Regions from separate parts of the Homo sapiens genome. Here region 2 is linked to region 1. Evidence: read pairs that join two places in POLR2A ChIA-PET (ENCODE). Cell type or tissue: Panc1. All regions are shown on one strand. Each heading gives the region's core, and the rest is flanking DNA. Links, peaks and the distances in the headings are about the cores only.

Region 1 (8,556 bases), core at 531-5,530:
GCTGTTTCTTTGAAAAGATCAGTGATGAATTTTCCACATGTACACTTGAAAAGCATGTGTGTTCTGTTGTTGACTGGAGTGTTTTATAAATATCAATTGGTTCCTGTTGTTTTAAGATGTAATTTATTTCTTCTGTATTCTTGATGATTTACCTTTGCTACTTTTATCGATTACTGAGAAAGGAGTTTTGAAGTCTCCAACATATTGTGTGTTTTTAGTTCTATCAGTTTTTGTTTTATGTATTTTGAAGCTCCGTTGCTTACACAGTAACAATTATTAATGATCTTGGTATATTGATCCTTTTATCCCTAGAAATGTGTCTCTTTTTATACTGATAAATTCCCTTGCTTTTTATTTTACTTTATTTAATACTGATATGTTATTCCAGTTTTCTTTTGGTTATTTTGAGTGTAGCATATCTTTTATCATTCTTTTAATTTTATCATATTTAAAGTGAGTTTCTTATATAGCATTATAGAGAGCATATACTTCTATTGTGATTTTTTTTAAAAATCTATTTTGGCACTATCTTATAAGTGGAGTGTTTAGACCATTTATATTTAAGGTAAATATATGTTCAGATTTAGTTTTATCATTTTATTTCTTTTTTGTTTATGCCTTATGATATTTTCCTTAATCTATTTCCCTTTTGCTGCCGTCTTTTGGATGAATTGATACTTTTCTAGACATATATTTTAATTTGTCTACTGGGTTTTTTATTATGTATCTTCATATACCTTTTTTAAAAAATTGGTTGCACACATCTGTGTTATTAAGAAGCTATAGTAGCTCAGGTTATATTCCTAACTTTTAAATGTTTTCTGAAGAAAACATTGTGAAGGAAAAAACAGTGTGGATGCTCATAACACCTCCCCTGGCACCACTGTCATAAACTGAATATTGCTTGCAATGTCTTGGATTCACTGTCAATTGAATATTGGGTTGCCTGGCCCATGGGTCCAATCACCAGAATGGTTTTTTTCCCCTTTGTTCTTATAAAATGAGAGAAAAGTTTAATAAATGAACCAAAACTGAGATTTTGTTTGGTAGAACTCTTTCCCTTCCCTTCTCGTTCTAATGACTACAGTGTCTTTTTCAAGAGAATATAGCAGTTACAAACCACTCCTGGCCAGCTTCCAGTTAGGAAATTCAATTTTTATCTTTTTATATAACCCGAGAAAATCTCCCTCTAATTATCATTTAGAAACTTGCATTGCCTTGATAACCACAATGGTTGCATGTAGACTTCTATTATTACTTTTTACTTTTGTCTACATTTACTCTCAGTGAAGCTAAATGTAAAACTACATCGCTTGACCAATGAAAAAATGTGTTTGATTGTTTATGTCATATAGAGTCAACCAGTTAAGCAGCATATATCAAAACATAATGGTTTTTGAGATCATTTAGCATTGTAAATTCTCATTAGAACCTCACAATCTTGGTTGAATCTTTGGTATTTATCTGTTTAAGACTTGGTTGAACTGAGTTGCTATGGACTGCTTATGACCCCCTGCAAAATTAGCATGTTGAGTTCCTAATCCCCAGTGTGATGATGTGATGATATTTGGAGGGTGGGGCTTTTGGGAGGTGACTAGGTGGAGCCCTCATGACCCTTCCCCTTCTATCATGTGAGGACACAGAGAGAAAAGAACAGTCTACGCATCAGGAATTGGGGCCCACACCAGACCCTGAATCTGATAGTGCCTTGGTCTTGATCTCTCAATCTCTACAACTGTGAGAAATAAATCTTTGTTAAGTCACTCTGTGGTATTTTTGTTGTAGCAGCCTGATGTGACTAAGAACATACAGATGTAGTAGTACATATATGGATTCTGTCATATATGAAAATGGATATTGTGTCATTAAGATACAAAATAAGCATTCTGGTAAAAAAAAAATTATCTCTTTCATGGAACAGAAATAGAAGTTCTGAGATTACTAGTTACCTGAAAGTGTAGTAATGAACTGTGAAAAACTGTTGAAGAAGCCGAGCATTTAATGTGGCTTCCAGAGTTTTATGAAAATGCTAGATGCATTAAAACATGTACTAGGACAATTCAGCCTAAAATAGATTATTCTATAAATAGCCAAGTTTAAAAAAAATGGTTGCACACTTATCTATATTTATACATACACTTAATTTTTTTACAGTCTACTTAGAACTAGTTTTTTACCACTTCAAGTGGAACACAGAAGCATCACCACCGTAGAAGTTCCTTTACCTAATCTGGGTTGTATTTGATATATGTAAATTACATCCATATACGTTGAAAACCTCACCAGACTCTCATAATTTTTGCTTTTAAAAGTCATACATATTATAAAGAGGTTAAGAGGAAAAAAGTAGTCTATTATTTACTATTTCTATTCATTCTTCTTGCATTCTAGTGGTTCCATCTTTCCTCTGGTAACACTTTGTCTACAGAACTTCCTTTACCACTATTTTATAGCAGGTCTGCTGGTAATGGATTCACTTGGTTGTGTTTCATATGAGAATGTCTTTATTTCGTCTTTATTTCTGAAGGACACCTTCACTGGATATAGAATTCTAAATACAGAAATCAGTTCTTTCACTGCTTTAAAAATATTGTTCCACTGCCTTATGGCATCCGTAGTTTCTCATGAGATACCAGTAATCATATGAATTATCATTCCCCAATTGTGGCATGTGTTTTTCTTTGGCTGTTTTTGTGGGATTTTTTTTGTCTTTGGATTTTATCTGTTTAAGACGTATCTAGACCTGGTTTTTGCTGTTTTTCCTGTTTTGGATTGGTTGAACTTCTTGAATCTACAAGTTTGACTCTTGAAAAATTTGAGAAGTTTTCAACTATTGTTTCTTCAATTTTTTTTTTTTTTTGTAGTATTCTTTTTCCTCTTTCTCTGACAGGCAGTGACTCAAACACTAGAGCTTTTGTTAATCTTCTGCAGTTCTGGAGGTCCTCTGTTTTTTCCCCAAAGCTTTTTCCTCTTGGTTGTTTATAGTGTTCTGTTGATCTGTCTTCAAGTTCACAGTCTCTTTTCCTTTGGTTATCCCCATTCTCCCATACAGTTCATCCAGTAAATTTTTTGTTCTGGATATTTTATTTTTCAGCAATAAATTTTCCTTTTGTTTCTTTATATCTTACATTTCTTTGCTGAGACTTCTTCTGTTTTTCCATGTTTCAAGATTGTTTGCTCTACTTTTTTGAAACCTTTGTAATAGTTGTTGTAGATTTTTCATCTAATCGTCCCAAATCTGAGCTGTATCAGGGTTGGTGTCTTTTTATTGTCTTTTGTCTTGCGAGTTGTTGAGATTTTCCTGGTTCTTTGTATGACAAGTAATTTTGAATGATATCCTAGATATTTTCATCATTACTTTATTGACTCTGGGTCCTGTTTATAACCTATATTGAGCATTAATTTTTTTTTTCAATTTTAGCAGCCATTTGATACAGTTAGGTTCATTTTCCAGCTTCTGCGTGACTCCCTTCCTAATCTTCTGGCTGGGGGCTTAGGTCTGCCTATTCTGCTCTTCTCCAGGGCCAAGTGTGGGGAGGATAAAGAGAAAAAAGTAACAGAAATTTCAGACCCTCTCACTCTAGACTACAGTTCATCTGGTCATAAACAAGGATTTCCATCAGAGTTTTGGCATCTCCTCAGCTGCTACTGCCATCATTGCTGCTCCCATAAGATTGTGTCTTAGGGATTTGGACTTGCTTGGGGTCTGGGGCAGGAGAGAAAATAAATATACAAAAGAAACCAGGGAGTTTTCTTCTACTGTTTTAGTTTCATCTCCCATCACCCCTCCCCGCTTTTGTTCCTTGGGCCAGAAAGGACCTCTCTTGGAGCTCCTTCTGTCTGCACTCAGTTTGTACTTTGGGAATTGGAGAATTGGGTAGGAGCTGAGCATGGGCTGGAAAAGAGGGCAGGAGTAGACCTATCACTGGATAGGTCATACCTTGAATTGTAGTTTATTTCCATTTACTTTTCAGAGTCTTGATTTGTGCATTCTGTTCAGATTTTTAGGTGAATTCAGTGGGAGACGGGAGAAGTTAGCTTACTGCATCTGAACCAGAAAACTTCCTTAAAATATTTTTGAGTGTTTAATATTGTATCTCATTTATTTTCCAAATTTTGATTAATTAATATATTATTTACTTAAAGAATCATGAAAGGATTTAAAAGAATTATAAAATCCAGGATTTGAAATTACCTTAGAAGTCATTTAGGCCATTTACTTTTGACAAATTCTCTTCACCTCAAACAATAGCTAATAATAGCTAAGATTGACTACGTACCTGCCAGTGTATTAAGCTCATGGTCTACATTAATTCATTTAATTCTCACAAAAATCCTATCAAGTTTTTAGCTCCATTTTACTGATGAGAAAACTAAAGTTTAGAAAGCCTTCTCAAGATGCGGTCCTTGGACCAGTCATATTGCCATTACTTTGAGAGCCTATGAGGAATGCAGAATCTTGGGTTTCAACACAGATCCTTAGAACCATAATCTACATTTGGACAAGATCCCCAAGGTGATTCATTTGCACATTAACTTTTTCAATGCACTGGTTTAAATAAATTATAAATAACTTGATGAAGGTCACCTAGCGTGCAAGTTACCTTTAGGATCAAGAGAGTAAGCAGTTTACCTTTAGCTGGAGAATGCTCTAACATAGCCAGTTGCTAGAATTAAACTGTACCTTATGCAGTTTGAATTTTCTTTGTTTCTTGAAGAAGTTAGGGCACAAATAAGCTATTTATTCTGTTATCTGTACTTTTCAAATACTATTTATGCAGAGTCAAGTATCCTTAGGGAATGCCTGTCTACATTGAAAAGGACTTAGAGGCTAATTATCCTATCATCTGGTATATCAAGAGAGATGAAGAGGAAACATGGCAGTCTTTGAAATAACATTAAGCTAATCGAAATTTAGCACTTATTCAGATTGCTACCCTTAAATACCTTCCCCACAAAGAAGCCAGAGTGTCATTTTAAAGAATAAATCAGATCATGTTACAGCTTTGTGTAAAATGCTCCACCAGCTTCCTGTTGCTCTTAAATTCAGACACCTTGCCATAGTTCAGATGACTACTTCTTTTTTTAGCTTTATCTTAAACCAGAGCTCCAGCTCTTTCCATATACTTCAACCATATTGACCTTTCATCTCTTTCTTGAGCATGACAAGCTCTTTCGCATTCACATTTGCACTACCTCCTCCTTTCATTTGGATTGATCTCCATGAAGCTTTTCTTACATCGGCTCGCAGTTCAAATGTTACCTCCTCAGAGAAGCCTTCCCTAATTTACCATGTTGGAAATACCCTTTCACAAACACGTACCTGGTCATACTGCATAATTTGACATTCTTATGTAGTATTTATAGCATTTTTCAGTACCAGAAAGTATTTTATTTACGTAATTTGTTACTTCTCTCGCGTACCACCCTCAGGAGAACGTAAAGGTCCAGGAGGGTCAGTATCTCATCGGTTTGCTGTAATATACCCAAAGCCTAGGTTTTTGTGAACATCAAATTAGTGTATTCATGTAAGACTCTGAGAATGGGTCTGGCATATTGTACACACTTGTCAGCTGCTGCTATTGTTGTTAGTACAAGTGATGATAGTGATAATATATTTAGGCATTTGTGAAACTCAATGGAATAATTTATTTTGAATAAATTCAAGGTAATATCTAATTATTAGAACTGAGTACTGTAGTTAAGCATTTCTATTTTTATAGGATTGAAAAAGTGAAAACAGTCTAAATAATAGTTCTTTGATTGGAAGTGTTTTCCCCATGTTTTTCTCTTAGGCAGTTGTGATCAGACCATCAGGATATAGAGATGAGGATCCTCAGAAACACATCCATCTCCTAAAATTATGAACCAGCTGGGGCATGGAGTTTTTGAAGTCACTTTTGAACTTTTCAGCTAAAAGCCAGTTTTGCTGGAAATGATTGCTCCTAGATATTAGATTCAAACTGCTTTTCTCCCTAATCTAGACTTATGCAAAATCAGGCATCATAGTATGTTCAGAGTGATATTCAGTGTTGTATGCTTCACTGTATGGCATTTTTATTGGTGCAGTCATTGAAATAAATGTATGTTTATATAGCATTCTGTATATCATGAGTTACTCTGCCTTTTGTCTCTGGGTCCATAGGTAACAGTTAACCTCTTCCACATGCAGCATCTGCAGGCTGCTTCCCTTGCAGACAGTTTACAGTCTCTCTGTGATAGTGCCAAACTCTATGACCCAGGCCAAGAGTACAGTGAATTTGTCAAGGCCACAAATTCAACTGAAGAAGAAAAAGTTGATGGGTGAGAATTAATGTACAGACAAAATTATTTCAAAATATAAAACACTTAATTGTTAAGTTTCTATCTAGTACAAGGAGGAGACTTTTCTAACTGACAAAATTAAAAATTTTCTGAGTTCTTTAAATATTATTTTATGGTATCGAAGTAGATATATTTAAAGAATAGATGTAATTCATTAACAGTGAGCCTTTCCATTTTGACACAGACTTCTTTTATTTAAGAATTAAAAATCCTTTGGGAATGGCATATGATGGCCATACATGTTTTGAAGGTCGACAAAAATTTAACCTATGTTTTTCACAGAGGTCATGCTAGAAAAGTTTAACCATGACATGAATTAACTATACTTTTGCTATTCACTTCCCATGTTTTCACTGTAATAAGGACAAATAATTAAAAAGTATTTACATCTCCTATAAGAAGCTGAACCATGAGTGTGGTTTGTTTTTAATATTTAGTTTAATTCTTCTATGATTGTTAAATTAATAGATTTTTCTAAACATAGAATGAAATCAACTGATTATTATTCTTTGGAGTGTTGAGTTTTGTTTTTTGTCATTGTTGTTGTTTCAGAAATGTAAATAAACATTTAAATAGTTCCCAACCTTCAGGATTTGGACCTGCCAACTCTTTAGAGGATGTTGTACGCCTTCCTGACAGTTCTAATAAAATTGAAGAGGACAGATGCTCTAACAGTGCAGATATAACAGGTAGTTTTCCACCCTAAAGAGAGTGCTAATTTATAAAAGGTCAGGTTGTTCGAATGTGATTGTTAAATTAATTGGTGCTCTGGAATTTAAAAATCAGGCCTTAGTTTGTAAGTTTATGAGATCTTATTCACAGTTGTTACCATGGTGCCTGTCTTAACGTTGATAACTGGTTATTGTTAAAGAAATTTGAATTGTCTCACTTGATAGAATGTCAGTATTTTACCTTATGAAATCTACCTGTAGCCAAGTTTTGACTTTATTCTTTTTATTAAAGGTCCTTCCTTTATAAGATCATGGACATTTGGGATGTTTAGTGATTCTGAGAGCACTGGAGGGAGCAGCGAATCTAGATCTCTGGATTCAGAATCTATAAGTCCAGGTACATCTATATTTAAGTCTGGCAATGAAAACTCATTGAAAGATCAGTCCTTTTTTAGGTATTTTTTAACTACCTTGTTTTTATAGTGAACTTTCACACATAATAGAGAGGAAAGTGTACAATTTAAAAAATAGTTTTTAAAAACCCCTCATATATTCGCCACCCAGGCTAAGAATAGACGATTATCAGTATATTAGAAGCGCCCTGTGTACACCTCCTTGGTAACATTGCCCTATCTCCCACCAGAATAAACCATTATCCTGAAATGTTTTAAAAACATTCTCTAGCTATTTTAAATGTTTCTAGTACCTATATCTGGTGAAGTTTTGCTCTCTTCTGAATGTTATACAAATTGAATTACGCTATTGTGATTTCATTTATGTGTGTTTTTTTTTAAGATCTATGTGAATGTAGGTAGCCACCTTTATTTTCACTGCTGTATATTCTGTGAATATAATTGTCATATTTTGGATTGTTTGGTACTTAATTGCTATAGTAAACAATGTTATTTTGGTATTTCTGTGCCTGCAATTACTTATTCTTGTTAATTTTTTACAAATGTGCTTTAAGATACTTTAATATAGATTATCTCATGATCCCCAGAGAGAAATAGAGTAAGCGATTTGAATTCTCCCTTAGTGGCTTCTAAGAGAGTAACTTGCCTGGGTTATACAGCTAGCGGGAGAAGAAGGTAGCAGTTGAACCCATGAGATTCTTACATCCAACATTCTGTCTTTACACCTCTACCAAAGACTGCTTCAGGCCCATTCTTTCTGGCAACGTTTCTTTCTTCTAGGATCTTAATAGATTACAGGATTTAAGCCATCTCAGATTCCAAGGCCTTTTTCTTCTTTTACATATTGCTGAAGTTGTACTCATTTAGATAAATCTCTTATATTTAAATTTAGGAAACTATTTTCACGCAGCACTGGGTTCTTAGGCTGATTATCACCTGCCACTTTGCTGCCTTCTTTAGAACTAGCACAGTTCAAGGAACATTCTGGAAATGTGAGCCTAATATTGAGCTCAATATTTGTAATTAGCTTTGTAACAACAAACTGGTTCTAGGTAGCTCCAGAAATTATGACCCAATCTAGAGCAAGCCCCAAATTATTTAGGATCCCATAAGACTTCATGTGGTAAAGGCAAAATTTTAGAAACCAC
Region 2 (10,428 bases), core at 3,001-8,000, 100 kb after region 1:
CTTGGGCCCAAGGTATTATTAGTGCCAACACTACCTGAAATGTTTCGCACCTCATAAAAATGGTGTGTCAGTTTCGGGTGAGAGGTTGGGACGCTTCCCATCTGATTTGGCCCAAGGCATGCATGCCCCTCCTTCTCCTTCCCCTCCTCCTCCCCCTCTTCCCCCTACCATCCTTCCTGTTTTCTCTCCAACTCTGGTGCACAGCTTTGAAATCTTGCTGAGAAGCAAATCTGTCCCTTCTGCTTTGAATGTTTATTTGTGGAAGTTCGGCAGGGGAACCGAGGCGGGTGCCAAGACCTGCCATGCTGCTGGGAAGTCTGAGTCTCCCTCCCTTCCCCCTCCTAAATGCTTGTTGATAGAGAAAAGTCAGCCTCCTCGGCATTTGGGCTCACGGTTTTCCTTTGAAAATGCTTCCAGTGTGGCATGATTCAGCTTTCTTTTCTGTCCCCCAACCACTGCTCTGTTGTCATTTTTACTTTTCTGATTGCATTTTATCCGTGTCTCTTTGACTACGGGGTGGCTGGACGTTGAGTTCCAGGAAGAAAAGGGCCCAATCTTGGGGTTCTGACTACATGCGCCCATCAATGTCCTGTTTCATTCTTGGCTCTGGCTCCCTGAATTCCTGAGTCACTGGGGAGAAGCGTGGGTGGACCGCCCCCTACCCAGTGAGAGTTGCCACAGTTGCTGCTCTCCTGGGTCATTGGTTGCAGATTGTTAAACTTCACCTATGCATTTCAACTTTCGGGTGGATATTGCTACGTCAAGTGTCTGGGAAAGCCCCCACAGCTACAGGATTTTACAGTGAGGTCCCACTAATGACTTGATGTCATGACTTCCTCATTCTTTCCAATTTCTCCCACTTCTCCATAAGGGTTTTGGGAAGGGGAGAAGAGAAAGGAGTGATTCCTGAGTGCCAGTACCAGGGAACAGCAGGGCTGTTGGGAGGAAACAAAACTAAATCAGGAAGGTTTTTGTTGTTGTTTTTGGGGGGTTTTATGAAAATATTCAAGCCACAGCAAATATATTTGATTTATAGCATTAGTATTTTTTCTGCCTGCATCTACAAAAATCTTTACCTATTACCATCAAAATATCCTCTGGGTGAATGGATTTCAACAAAGAAGAAATAAAAATGAAATAGAAGAGAGGCCCCTTCGTGCACATTGAGCCTACTGGCTGGATTGTCACTTGCCTGCCTTGATGTCTTTTCAGCTCCAGGCAGGCAGTAGGCCAGGGCTTATTTTCATGACAGATCAGATGTTCTTTTATGGATTTACAAAGAAAGAAATACTGAGAAGTCAAAACTGAAGTCACTTAAGACAAGAGCAGGCCCCTGGGAAGGCTGCCATTGAGGATAATGAGTCCTGGGGTCCTGGCCTTTGTTCAGTAAATACGCACTAGGCGCCTACAATGTGTGCACCAATGTGTGAGGCGTCAGGTTCTCTCCAGGGTCAGTTGGTTTTAAGAAAGGTTTTGGCTTCTGATATGTTTTATCTCTACAGAACAGTAGCTCTTAACCTTTCTTATGGGTTAGGATTACCTTCGAGAATCTGACTACAGCTCTAGACCTGTTCCCTAAAGAAAACTAAGTTCACAGGGACACACAGGATGGGGCTCATGGAGCAGCTGAAGCCAGACCCCAGGTTAATAGCCTTTACATTAAAATGTTTTTCTACCTACCACTAATATGCATTCTTTAGTAAGCGGTCTCAATATACACCGATTCTTCCTTAACTCTGTTTATGAAGTATTCAGCATCCTCCCTGCCCCCTTCAGCATCCTCCCTGCCCCTGAGCACAGGATCCAATGGCGTGAGGACCACAGGCCTGGGCAGCTGCTGGGGCATACAGGCATCTCTTAGTGGCTGAGAGACTGGGCCCTGGCTCTATGTTGGCTCCTAACTTGCTGCCATTTAAAGGAAATCTTAGCCTCCCATCCGTAAAATCGAGAAAATAAGACTTGTCCTACACAGCTCATGAAATAGTAATGAAATTCACATTAGAGAAGAGATGGAAAAACACTTTGAACAAAAAGCATTTTGCTCTTATAAAAGCACAGCCTCTTTTGAGAGGCCCTTTGCTCCCCATTTCTCCTTCTTCAGACCCCCCCAGACTAGGAGAAGGTCTGTCTCATGGAGTGACCTTTTGGCTGCCTCTAGATTCCAAGCTCAGTTTTGCTTTCATTAACCACAGATACTGGGACGGACAGAAAAAGACCTAGTTTCTGTTGAGCCAAAGAGTCTCATAACTTGTCTGTTCACATACCCAAGAGCCCACCCTCTAGTTGAGACACTCAGTTCCCTCTCATTCTGGGAGACTGCATGTCTCTGTGACCTCCTGGTAGAGACCGTTTGACATGTCCCCCAACCCCCCAGTGATTGAGTCTGAATTCTCCACTGATGACGCATTTCCTAGCACTCAGGGTGTCCCCTCCTGGTTGCCCCCTCACCACTGAAGCCCGCTTCCTCCCTTTTCATTTGATGCTTAACAACTGTCAGTTTGCAAGAAACATGCTTCAAATCCACATTCTCCCAGTTGCCTAGCAACAACTTCCCTCCCGGATAAATGTGGGTTTCCTGTAGCTCAGCCCAGGACTGAACACAGCAGCACACACTTCTGTCCACTGCTTCAACTGCTTTTCACCTCTGGTCTGCATGCCTTCAAGACTGCAGCTCATCCCTCCCTTCAGAACCTTCCATAGCCTGCAGAGGCCATGTCTGCCCCAAAAAGACACATTGAACCTGAGGCTACTTATTTACCCTTGTGTTAGGTATATCCTCAACTTAGAAATTAATACTGTTTCCAGATTGTCTTCTTTGAATCACAGAAAGTAAAACAACAAAACATTCAATGCTTAAGACATTTCATGTGCGGTTGGGTGACATCTGTTTGATGAACACATTTGATCCAAAGCATCAGAAATACTATGCCAACAAGACTTTTTAGGAGGTGATAAACATGTCTGTTCTACCTTAAGAAAAAAATATTACACAGTCCCAAGGGAGAGACATGGTTTTGATCCCAGACAACCCAAGCAGAGACCTCTTAGGGCCGGAATCATCTTGGCTGCTGCCTAGGACCTTATATCAATTTCTTAAGCACAGGATCAAGGCCTAAAGGCCCCTTAGACTGACCTCAGTTAGTAGAGGCAGATCCCTTCACAGCCTTATCTTCCTTAGAGGTCTAGTCTGACCTTGAACTTCGGCTGGCAGTGCTGTCAGTTGTGATGTGTGACATGGAAGAGTTATTTGTTACTTGGAAAATTAAGAGAACTTATTTGGCATAGGAAATTGTGTGTGTGTGTGTGTGTGTGTGTGTGTGTGTGTGTGTGTGTGTGTGAGATGATGTTTGCCATTTTGATCTGTGACTTTTTTTTCCAGAAATAGTTTCTCAGTTCCATTCCAACTAAACTTACAGTCTCTTCCGGTTCTTTGACAGAAACAATTCATGTGAATTTGAACAGATAATAGGGAAGGGGGAACCAAAAGAAGAGGAGAGCCCTGGGAAAGTTATTTTATAATTTATGGCAACCTCAGTCAGGCAACTGTGAACAGGTACATATGGAGGGCTCCCTCGGGACTAGGCAGTATTCAGAGATGTAAGGTGTGAGGACCGGACCCTCATCATTTACCATTCCCACTAAAAAGAGCTGGGAAGGAAATTGTAGCTGTAGCACCAGGCACGTAACTGGAGCTTAGTAACTATTTGGTGAAGGAATATTATTAAATTATTAACAAGATGGAAAAAAGGGTATTAACCACACAAAAATACATCTCAAGCTATTGTTTCTCTGTTCCCTTTCCCCCAAATTCCTAGTCTTGCTCTTATCTGGCTGTCTCTCTAGTCACTCTTTCTTGCTGACTCTCTTCACGTTCCTTTCTCCACCTGGAATTCCTGGGCCCTCCCCTTTTACTGACAGACACTGTCCTCACTCTCACAGTCATCAGTTTGTCTCTTTACAAACCTCAGCTCAAGTGTCACTTCCCCGTCCCCAGGTGAAACTGACTGCTCCCTCCCTGTAAGTCACCATGATGACTGCTATATATAGCCCTCATGGAACCTAAAACCTCAACAGACACAGTCTCTTTCCTACTCTGTTATAGTTTATTTACTCATTAATTACCACAACACGTATTATTGAGCACCTACTGTGTACCATGCCCAGAAGATAAAAGACAAACAAAATAAAACCTATTCCTATGCTTAATGAGTTTACAGTCTAGTGGAGAGATAGATACATTAAAAAATAACAGCAAACCAAAATAAAAGTGGTAAATAAATGCACTGAGAAAGACAGGAATAGCTAGGAGGGGCACCTAATCCCTAGGGAAGGAAAGCTGGAAGAGCATGGTGATGGGGGAAGAAGGCTTTCTGGAGAAGGTGAGGTAGTTTGAAATGAGTTGACTCTGGCCAGTAGGGGTAGAGTGAGAATGGGGTGAGACAGGGTGGGTTGGTCATTTTGATCCATTAGTCCTCAAAGTGATAGGACTAGTGGCTAAGGACTGCAGGCTTTACAGAAGCCTACAAAACTATTTGAGATTTGAAGTTTTTTTTTTTTTTTAATTGGCTCCAAAAGAAAATGAAAAAACTTTAGAATTATAATGAATGAATATTAAATGAATATTTAAGGAAGGTAATTTTATTCAACTTCATTGTTAAATTTAGTTAAAACAAGCCCTTGAGTTTCATTCAACACTGTTTTATCATACCGTTGATGAGAGAAAACAAAACTGATTCCTGGCCAGGGCCACTGTCAGCGTGGGGTTTGCACATCTTTCCCATGTCTGCTTGGGTTAGCTCCAGGTACTCCTGTTTCCCCCACATCCCCAAGATGTGCCCATTAGTGGAAACGGTGTGTCTGCATGATTCCAACGTGAGTGAGTGTGGGTGTGGGAGTGAGTGCCCCTGCCATGGGAGGGCATCCTGTCCAGGTTAGATTCCTACCTTGTGCCCTGAGCTGCTGGGATGGAATCCAGCCACCCATGACTCTGAACTGAAATAATTGGGTGAATAATTATCTTACTTTTTAATTAATCTTTGAAAATGTATGTATAGTTCACATGTATTTCAATATTTAATATTAGAAGTATTTTAGTCTTTATTTTGAAGTTTGGTGATTTATTGTAACCAGAAACAAGCTATAGAAACTTAATTTTGGGCCAAGTGCAGTGGCTCACACCTATAATCCCAGCATTTTGGGAGGCCGAGGCAGACGCATCACTTGAGGTCCGGAGTTCAAGATCAGCCTGGCCAACATGGTAAAACCCTGTCTCTACTAAAAAATACAAAAATTAGCCAGATGTGGTGGGCACCTGTAGTCCCAGCTACTTGGGTGGCTGAAGCAGGAGAATCACTTGAACCCGGGAGGCGGAGCAGTGAGCAGAGATCGTGCCACTGCACTCCCACCTAGGCGACAGTGTGACACTCCATCTCAAAAAAAAAAAAAAATAGAAAAGAAAGAAACTTAATTCTGGTTTATATCAATTAGCCTGTGGTAAAATTGGTTTCATTATAGCCATTTCACTTAGTTGAAGTTTCCAATAACCTGTGGATGAATTAAGTGAGGATTTACTATATTCATAAAATCTTAAATTCCAAAGCCTGTTTGCAGTTCAGGTTTTTCCACTTTACAAACACTTCTAAGTATTCACAATGATTGCTTAAAATTCATACCAGATAAATCATTAAATAAGTTGTTCAAAGTCAAATAATTTCATAAGTAAAAATTAGGAGCTTTTAGAAAACTATACCTACATAGACCTAGACCTATAGATAGACAGAGATCTGAATAGATATGGACACAGATGCTTTCCAAAGTGTTCATGTGATGTGTGGTGGAGTTTCAAGACCAGAGTGTGCCTGGGGCCTGCAGAAGTAAAGGAGAGGGGATGGAGAGAAGATTGTCCACATGGCCATGGGCAATCTCCCACCCACACTCAAGTGAGGAAGACAGGAAACAAATTCAGAAAGAAGAGAAAATAATCAAAACTGATGGGAGCTTGTGACTGATTTACTTATGCGCAGCCTCCCTGGAGACATGAGTGTGGCTGTTCCTTAGGTTGTGCCTCTGGGCTCCTACCCCCTCTTAGATGCCTTCCTATTATCTAGGACCTGGTTGCTTTTTGTCTGCATAGCTTCTTTGGATTCCAGTCTTTGATGCCAGCTTCCTCCTAAAGTAGCCTTTCAGATGTCCCTTGGTTACCCTCTGCTATCTAAGGGCTCATCCTACCCCACACTCATTCCCAGCACCAATTTCTGGATCTCCAGGCTGGAGATTTAGACAATGGGATGGGAAGAACCCATGATGGGTCCCAGACAGAAAGTGGTGCCAGCCACAGAAAGGGCACACAGGCACAGAAGTTGGTTTGGGGTAAGACGATGTGGTCAGTTCAGAACACGCTGGATCTAGGCAGATGCCCAGCAGACAGTTGGATATGTAAGTCTGAAGCTCTGGGGAGAGGTCTAGGTTGGAGGTACAGATTTAGAAGTCATCAACAAAAAGGTAGCAGATTAAATGATAAAGGAAATGAGACTATCCGGGGAGTGTGCAGAGTGAGAGGAGCAAGGGAGGCCCTTGGGAACCTCAGCACTTCAGGGGAAGGTAGAGGTACAGTTGCTGGTGGGAAAGGCAGAGAAGTAGCAAAGCAAACCAGGCAAAAGCAGTGTCACAGACGACCAGGGAGGAAAAGGACATGATCAAAATGTTGAGAAAAGCAGAGAGGTTTGAAAATACAAGAAGCAAAAATGTCCACTAGACTTAAAAACCAGGAGAAAACTGGGGGGTTCTTGATAAAGCATCTTAGTAGGATGGTGAGGGTAGAAGCCAGGGAAGTGTTGGTGAGGAAGTGAAGTCACTGATTACGGACTATGCTTAAAAGAATGTGGGAATGAAGGGTGGAAGAGAGAAATTAGACTGTAGCTAGGGAGACATAAGCGATCAGAGGTAGATTCTTTCTCTCCTGTGGGAGAATCTTGCACGTATACACAGCATGACGACAGTGATGGAAGGGCTGGCGAAGCCTCAGGGAGACTCTTGGAGGTAAACCCCATGAAGGGAGGACTTTGTTTCATTCACTGCCGTGTCCCCAGCACCTGGCACAATAGCAGACACTCAATACATATTTGTCAAATGTGGGATTTTATCATTTAGAAACTGCACCTGGCTGTGAGTAACAAAAGTCAGAGAAACCGTGGGTTTCATTTTTCTCCCCAGGCAGAGTCTGGAGCTGGGTCCTCCAAGAGGGGTTTGGAGCACCACAGGTTTCCTCAAGACCCCCAGGCTGCCCTGTGTTTCCCTCCTTCATCCCCAGCATATGCCTGTCATCTGGTGACCTCCAAACACCTGTGCTGCCTCCTCCAGCACATCCATGTTGCAGGCAGGGACCAGGCAAAGGGCAGAGGGGCCTACTTCAAAAGACCATTTCCAGAAACCCCATCCTATGACTTCTCCTGGTGTCTTGGTTACCATTGTGCCATAGGCTCACCCTGTATGCATGGGAGGCTGGGCCAGGCATTATGACTTTTAGCAATATTGCATAGATAAGCATCAATCTTTGTCACTGTGACGAAGCCTAGTCACTCAGTGCTAGGCAAGGTTAATGGAATGGGTTGGTGTGTGCATTATTCTTGAGGTCTTTCTTATGCTTCATGTTATACATTTATTAGGACGTTTAGGCAACAGGGGGATAAAAATGAAGAGGAGATGCATGCTATGATCTGAATGTTTGCATCCTCCCCAAAATTCATATGTTGAAATCTTCATCCCCAAGATGATGGCATTAGGAGGTGGGGCCTTTCGGAGGCAATTAGGTCATGACTGGGATTAGTGCCCTTGTAAAACCCCAGAAAGCCAGCTTGCCGCTTCCACCATATGAAGACACAGAGAGAAGATGCCATCTACGAATCAGGAAATGAGCCCGCACCATGCAATAAACCTGCTGGAGCCTTGATCTTAGACTTCCCAGCTGCCAGATCTGTGGGAAATAGATTTCTGTTGTTTACCCAGCTTATGGTATTTTGTTGTAGCAGCCAGAGTGAACTAAGACAGTGCTGATCTCGTATTCTTGGAGGGAACCCTTAGTCTTTAGGGAAAGCAAAGCCACCATTTGGGGCAGGGTGTTCTCCAAGTGCTGCCACATATGCTGATGTGGTTAAACTGCAAACTATGGTAAAAATGTGGAGGTCTGTGGAATTGTCAATCAGGAAAAAGATATAAAAAGAAGTTAAAGTCTTCGTGCTTCTGGAAGGATATGTGCCAAATTGTTAACATTGATTATCCTTGGGTAGAGATGTGGGGAAGTTTGCAGAGACAGTTTTGCCTTGTACTTTATATAAGTAAACAGCTACTACTTCGTTGTCTTAAAAAAAAAAAACAGCCTATGTGCTCTTCATGTGACTCAGAACTACCTAGGCAATACGATTAATTGAATTAGTAAAATTGAGTGATTATGAATTTTCAGGAAGTCATTAATTTACCACTTCTTTATTACATCCACTTCTAACAGGACTTCAATATAGGGGAATTTGACTTCAAGATAAAAAGACCAAATTTATTTACCCTTTTAAAAAAAGACAACTTAAAAGCAGACTTGTCTTACAGAACCTTCCTTAGTTGGACATCGATGAGTGTACAGAAAATGCAATGGATAAAAAGCTTGGTGATACAAAGATAAAAAGTGGGGTCCTGTCCTTAATGAACATACCATTTCATGGAGTATCAGGTGTATAAACAATTATAATCAATCTGCTTGTTATTCTGATAAGATCATTTACTCACACATCAAATACTGAGTGCCCACCACATGCCCAGCATACCTAGAAGTCATCCAGTATGATTTCTGTCTACATGGAGCATAGAGTCTTACAGGGGAGATAGATGACAAGTAAACACCAGAATAATTACCAATGGTGAAGAGCACAAGGAAGGAAACAGAACTCCTAAAGAGAGCGTGGCTGGGCAGGGGTGAGCAAGAGGCATAGAAAAAGGGGCATCTAAATCTACTTGGGAGGAAGCTGTTTCTCACATAGGTCATCATGTTAGGAATGAGACTTGAGGGATGAGTAGAAGTTTGCCAGGCAAAGAAGGAATGGGGGGGAATAGAGAGCAGAGCTAGGGGCAGGAGACAGCTGACGTGTGAGCAGACATAAAAAGAAGTCCACTGTGGCAGCAGAGAAGCAGGAGAGAAGGCAAGTGAGGGAGCCAGGCACCAGCTCACAGAGGTCATGTGTGTCAAAACGTAGTAATGGCCTTCTCTTCTGGAGACAGTAGGGAGCCATGGAAGATGTTTGAGCAGGGAAAGCGACATGACTGGATTGGCCTGTTGGGTAACTCAGACCACAATGCATTGGAAGGGAGGGGGCTAGAGGCAAGGGGACTGGCAAGAAGGCCAGTCCTTTTTCTATGCCTATTTTGATGAAATATTCTAGAAGGGAAGTGAACAAAGGTAGTCCTAGAGAGGAAGAACAAAACAGATAGGATACTTCCTTAGTATTTGCTCATTCGACAATTTATTTTTGCATATACACTAAAACCTTTTTTATTATTAAAACGTTTTATTGTAGGAAAAAAGTATGAAAGTAGAGTGAATAATAAAATGAGCTCCCATGGATCTATCACCCAGCTTCAACTATTATCAATATTTGGCTGTTCTTGTTTTAACTGTTCTCCACCTTTTTTTCCTGAAGTTTTTTTGAAGCAAATCACAGACAACATATCATTTCACCATATGTACTTCCCTCTGTATCTCTAACATGTAAGAACTTGTTTTAACAAAATCACCATGCTATGATCATACCCAACAAAATTTATCATAATGTCTTAATAATACCTAATACCCATTTCATGTCCACTTTCCCCCAATTGCTACAGCTGGTTTGTTCAGATCAGAATCAAAATCCACCTGTGGCCATTTTACTGCTATGTCTCTCAGGTCTCTTTTCATCTCTAATAATCTCAGGGGAGACAGGAGGGAGGACGGGCAGGACTTGGGGCTAACTTGCTTATCGACACACAGTTTTGCCTACTTGCTTCCTCCCTTCACACCCACTCTTCTTCTCAGCCCCACCCTTGTATGGAAAAAACAGAAATTAAAGTGCTTTGCCCAGCACCCACTGAAGCTATTTCGAAGGAGTTTGAAGAGTACTCCCGGCAAGACAAATGCCTCGGTCCAGTGCTCAGGTCAAAGAGGGGAGACGCTTCTCAGTGATGTGGTGTCAATAGCAGCTTAGTTGTTCTTTCCTCTGGAAAATTCTACCCATCTGCTTTGTAACTCCCATACCTAACAAGGCCTTTTATTTCACAATTAGAAAATAAGCCTGAAATATGAATGCTGCCTGAGTGTACCTACATTTATTCTAGAGTTTCAGGGTCAAAAAGAATACAAGGACCTCTGCATCTACAGCCAAGAGGAGAGGGGCAAAGACACACAGC

What was found. ChIA-PET counts read pairs that join two places held together with the same protein. Peaks named below come from ENCODE experiments on the same cell type or tissue, not always from the same donor. Only the 100,000 strongest peaks of a DNase experiment are listed, where the experiment ranks them.
Region 2: POLR2A ChIA-PET joins it to region 1 with 8 read pairs; 2 of 35 experiments call an interaction of 5 or more read pairs at or near these places.

The regions. Positions count from the first base shown.
Region 1 is chr1:94,187,673-94,196,228 of GRCh38, reverse strand. It overlaps ARHGAP29 (Rho GTPase activating protein 29), which reads left to right. Exons shown (of 23, transcript NM_004815.4): 13 at 6,146-6,303; 14 at 6,877-7,013; 15 at 7,288-7,392. Among named protein-coding and RNA genes, the nearest start is that of ARHGAP29, 46 kb to the left of the region's middle. RefSeq lists a silencer at 1,502-1,713. In Panc1, for the core only: no CTCF peak of the experiment used is centred there; no DNase peak of the experiment used is centred there; H3K27ac peaks cover 4,619 bases.
Region 2 is chr1:94,084,490-94,094,917 of GRCh38, reverse strand. The region is part of intron 6 of ABCA4 (ATP binding cassette subfamily A member 4); the gene reads left to right. LOC124904222 (a long non-coding RNA gene) reads right to left here. Exons shown (of 2, transcript XR_007066231.1): 2 at 9,484-10,428. Among named protein-coding and RNA genes, the nearest start is that of ABCA4, 31 kb to the left of the region's middle. RefSeq lists an enhancer at 1,096-1,648. In Panc1, for the core only: no CTCF peak of the experiment used is centred there; no DNase peak of the experiment used is centred there; H3K27ac peaks cover 3,541 bases.